Linked DNA regions of Homo sapiens: region 2 is linked to region 1. A link is a loop called in an ENCODE intact Hi-C map of the cell type or tissue named here. Cell type or tissue: upper lobe of right lung. All regions are shown on one strand. Region 1 overlaps FRMD4A (FERM domain containing 4A). Region 2 overlaps FRMD4A (FERM domain containing 4A).

Region 1 (2,500 bases):
TTTAAAGCAAATGATTTTCCTTCTGTTTAGATAACAAAGAAACCAAATATTGCTTATGTCTTTAAAAATACTTGGTATGGAAATAGGTTGGTGTGGATCGGATAAATTGCTGTGGAAAGTCTGACTCAGATGAACTGGAGCAGAGTGGCCCTGCTCAGTGGGAAGAAAGGCACCTTCAAGGTGACAGCGTAAAAGATGAGACTATAAATAACTCCGGCCATCAGTAAGGGCACTCGATATGTTCCTACCATTCAGAGACAACAGAATTAAAGAGTTGGACAAACCAAAAGAGACCATCTGTCCAGGTCTGTCTTTGGGCAGGTGAATACCTAAACCATCAGAGCTGTCTCTTTATTTCTTGGGGATCTTATGTAGCAGGGATCCCCAACCCCTGGGCCACAGACTGGCTGCACAGCAGGAGGCGAGCCGTGAGAGAGTGAAGCTTCATCTGTATTTACAGCCACTCCCCATTGCTCACATTACCACCTGGGCTCCACCTCCCATCAGATTAGCAGTGGCATTAGATTCTCACAGGAGCACGAACCCTGTTCGTGAACTGTGCTTGCCAGGGATGTAGGCTGCATGCTCCTTATGAGAATTCAATGCCTGATGATTTGTCACTGTCTCCCATCACCCTCAGGTGGGACCATCTAGTAGCAGGAAAACAAATTCAGGGTTCCCACTGATTCTACATTATGTTGAGTTGTAGAATTATTTCATTATATATTTCAATGTAATAATAATAGAAATAAATGTAATGTGCTTAAATCATCCTGAAACCATCCCCCAACCTCAGTCCTTGGAAAAATTGTCTTCCATGAATCAGGTCCCCGGTGCCAAAAAAGTTGGGGACCACTGGGACCATACACCCTTCAACAGAACATGACAGGTCTGCATAAGATTCAAGGTGTTTTCCCTGACATTAGATAGAAAACTCTTCTGTTATATATTTGTAGCTATTTCTGCATACTAATGCTGCCTCATTTGCTGACTTATCATTCTGAAAGTTCCTTCCGTAAAAAAGAAAGGCTTAAAAAATACATTCTAATGATACGTGCCTTCTCTGTCTGTGCACACAGTGTCAGATAGAAAGCAACTTCTTATCCTTCCAATGAAGAACACGGAATAGCTGAGTCTTTGCCAGACATAGCCTGATGGGAACCCTGTGGTGTGGCCCTCTTCATGGGGAGTTCAGTGTGATCAGGTTGAGCCATATTTATGTGATGTCACCTAGGCAGGGATTAACACTGGCTTTACGTGGACATCTCCTATTCCAGTGATCGCCCCTCCGGTCTCTCCACCAGCAACAGTACAATGGGAGTAACAGAGAAATAGACCCAGGCCTGGTGGGAGGTTGGAAGGCACTAAGCCAGCCGGACTAGTGCCAAACTTAGAAACAAAAGGGAAGAAGTTGAGTGAATGAACAGGGGCATAAAAAGGAAGGGATTTCTTTGGTAGGTATGACAAAAACAACCAAGTCCATATCTTAAATATTTTCTCTCCAGTAAAATTTTAATGTCACTTTGGGATAGGGTCTGTATGGTTAGTCTTCTTCTAAACCTGGGTCCAGCTGCTTGGTTTTGTCATGTGATTTTTTTTAAGTAATGGTGAATTTGTAATAGGTTTCTTTCTTCTCTTTCTCTCCTATGACAGACCGGGGAAAGGGGCTTACAACCAGAATGCTATCAAATCCTTTATGAAACATTTGGGGCTAATTACCCTTGCTGGAAGTCTCAGGATTTTTTTCCTTGCAGTTTTTTTTTCCATTTTAATGGAACACAGTTCAAGTCTCATAAATGCTTAAATATGTAGTCGTAAAGTTTCAGATGTCTCATGGGCACCGCTGTCTGCAAATCTACCAGGCAGGGCTCTGCAGAGGTTCAAATTCGAACTGGTTTCCGCCTCTCACAAAGTGTGTTATATAAGCTGGGCTGGGAGAATTTACATGCTCCATGCGGCCATTTAATAAAGCTCACTTGATTATAGAGCCAGGGTCACCCCAGGAAATCTTGCCACCTCCCCATTTAAACAGTGAGAGGGAACTATGCATTTGGCTGTTGTTGCTTTCTCCTGATCCAGTTATCCCCAGGAAGTGATCCTTCATTTCCTTGCTCATGACTGCAGGCTTCAAGGAAGAAGCCAGACCAGGCCAGGGTCAGAGGCCCCAGTTTCAACTTCCTCTGGCTGCAAACAAAGCCATCAATCAGAGCACAGGCATTATTTACACATTCCCTAGGAGTTGCCTTCTTGCGTCTCAGAGCAATGCACCAGCACGTAGTTAGGGAAGTAAAAAACAGGACTGCCCCTCTGTGGAATAATTATGGACTTCACAACTATGAGTTGGGATCAAAAGGGGGACAATCAAGGGATGCCACTGGTTTATGTCCCTTTCCTGACCCAGATGCCTGGGGAGAGCCAGTGAAGTCAGAGGCACATGCAAGTTCTTCCTGCACCTCAGAGCTAGGAGAATGAACTCTGCTGGACTCTTTAGGCAGATGCT
Region 2 (2,500 bases), 150 kb before region 1:
GCTTAGAATCTCAATGCCTCTAAAATCTTAACTGGGACACCTAGCTGAAATATAGCAAGTTCTGGTTAGCAGGAACCTCATTTTAGATCCATGCCATCATTGTTATTGCGAGTGACAGGAAGTAGCAGCTGCTGTCTCCATCAGCCAGGGAAGATACCAAGAATCCGGCCTGTGGACTTGGCTGTAAAATCCTTCCTCCCCGATCGGACTTCTCCTCTCTTATTTTTTTGCTGCTTGCTTCAGTTTATTGTCTGTGAAACTCAAATTCTGAAGAGGCAAATCTAATCTCTGTTTATTTTCTTACAAGGAGTTGAGATGATCAGAACTACAGGACACTTGGTAGAAGAAAATGTAATTAAAGAATAATCCAGACATGTAGGCTTCATTCTGAGCACAAAGTTGTGCCTATGAAAAGACCACACACACACACACACACACACACACACACATGACGCAGACTTCCTTGGGTTGTGTATATTTTCCTTATATTTTTTTCTTGACCTATTTCTAAAGCTTGCCTGGTGAACAATATCAGAGAGACATTGTTCCCAAGCCTTATAGCACTAAACAATGGTTTGCAGTTCAAGGTGCTCTTGGTCATATATTGACCGCTGCTGGCTGCTTATAATGTGTGTGTGTGTGTGTGTGTGTGTGTGTGTGTGTTGTGTGGTGAGGGGAGTGGGAAGAGGTGAGGCTGGACAGTTAAGCAGAAGTCACATCATGCAAGTCACGCTAAAGATGTCCTTTTCTGAGGATAATGGGAAGCTGGAAAAAAATTATGAGCAAGGATCAGATGAGAATTCTAGAAAGATGCTCAGTGTCTTCATATAGGGGAGTTTGGAAGGGGTCAAGGCCAGACGCAGAGATGAACAAGGAGATCTTGAGTCCAGGAGAGGTTTATGGAAGCCCTAATTACTATTAGGCTGTGTATGGAGAGTAAGAGATGGATAGGGAGCTGTTTAAGATGCAGGAATAACAGCGAGTAGTGACTGAGGGAACAGGAGGAGGCAAGCGGGAGGGAGCGGTGAGGTCAAGGTTGACTCCCAAGTCTCTGGTTTTGGGGGCTGCAGGGGTGATGGTGCCCATCACAAAGACAAGGAGGTGACAACGAAAGGGGAGCACATTTGGATGCAGAAAGACGACGACATCATTAGATTCCAGCTGCATCTGTGAGGAAATGCCAGTCAGTGGAGATGGCCTGGAGCTCGGGAGAGAGGTCAGGACTGGGGCAGAGGACGGAGAGTCTCCAGCAAAGAGACTGCAGTGGCAGCTGTGGATGGGGGTGAAATCACACCAGGGGAAGGTGCAGGGAGAGAAGACAAGCAAGACACGACCTCGTGGACACCAGGGCTCAAGGGACAGCAGAGCAGAGCAGGGAACCTGCCCCGAGCCAGGGACAGAGGGGACAAAGAGGAGGTGGCCCAGGAGAGTGTAGTGCCACAGAGCCGGGGGAACTGAAAGGGAGCATGTTCGAATGAGCCCAGAGCCACAGAAGCCACATGGGAGCAGGGCAGAAGCACGCCTGTGGAGCTAGGGGCGAGAGACCTCCAGTGACCAGGGGGTACGATGGCACCAGAAGCTGGACGACCACAGAATGAGGAACGAGAGGCCTGTGGGGAGGGGGTGACAGCAAGTGCAGACCCATCTCTCGGCGGTTGCTGTGAGCAGAGCAGAAGGGGTAGCAGAGGGCACTGGCTGGAGGAGGCTGTGCATCACAGAGGACGTTTTCTTCAGTTAGATTGGGACGTGGTCACAAAGGGGAGGAATCCATGGAGGAGAAGATAGAGAAAAAGAGAGGAAAGGCTCGAGGGAGAAGCTCTGTGAGGTGACAGAAGGGACTGGGATTGAGGTACACGTGGATCAGTGCGTGCTGGATGATGGGCTAAGGGTCTTCCTCTGAGACGCTCATGCATTTGCGTGTGTGCAGTGAGTGGACTGAGAAGCCACAAAAACACAATTAAAGATACAATTAAGTTTGTGGATAAAGAAGTAGGACTAGGAGCTCCCTGGTGCTGGCTTTTATTTTCTCTGCAGAAACATAAGCAGCAACATCTTCTTAGAGCAAAAGCCTTGAGTATCTGGGACCTGAAGCAAGAGGTAAAACCACAGTGGGGAACAGAGACCCTGAGCAGGCACCCCTGGCAGAACTGGCTAGAGATATGATGATCTGTGTGGGGTTCATCACAATAACCATGAACCAACCTGAAGTTGCATGAACATTTTCCTGAACACACTCAGAAGCTCGGGGGTAGAAATAAAAGGTGTGTGTGTGTGTGTGGCAGGACCAGTCCAACCCTGCGGGTGGGTGTGTGTGTGAGAGAAAGGGAGAGAGAGAGAAAGTGTGAGCAGCAAAGGGAGGTGTGGTCCAGGGTCAGGAAGTAGTTGGAAGGGTGCACAATGGATTTGCACTGAATTGGCCAAAAAATAGGACAGGCAGGGCTGATAGGATCTCAGAAGCTGGAGGAAATGGACGCGAAATTGCCTGAGAACAGGGTTTATC

Evidence for each region. Hi-C counts contacts between places; a loop is a spot of excess contacts. Peaks named below come from ENCODE experiments on the same cell type or tissue, not always from the same donor. Only the 100,000 strongest peaks of a DNase experiment are listed, where the experiment ranks them.
Region 2: it touches region 1 in a loop (2.4-fold over the local background); 38 of 110 quality-filtered maps call a loop at or near these places.

What each region holds. Positions count from the first base shown.
Region 1 is chr10:13,943,749-13,946,248 of GRCh38, forward strand. The region is part of intron 2 of FRMD4A (FERM domain containing 4A); the gene reads right to left. Among named protein-coding and RNA genes, the nearest start is that of FRMD4A-AS2, 47 kb to the right of the region's middle. RefSeq lists an enhancer at 2,233-2,500. In upper lobe of right lung, no CTCF peak of the experiment used is centred here; no DNase peak of the experiment used is centred here.
Region 2 is chr10:13,789,142-13,791,641 of GRCh38, forward strand. All of the region lies in intron 5 of FRMD4A (FERM domain containing 4A), which reads right to left. Among named protein-coding and RNA genes, the nearest start is that of FRMD4A-AS2, 200 kb to the right of the region's middle. In upper lobe of right lung, no CTCF peak of the experiment used is centred here; a DNase peak (open chromatin) is centred at 1,398; H3K27ac peaks cover 207 bases.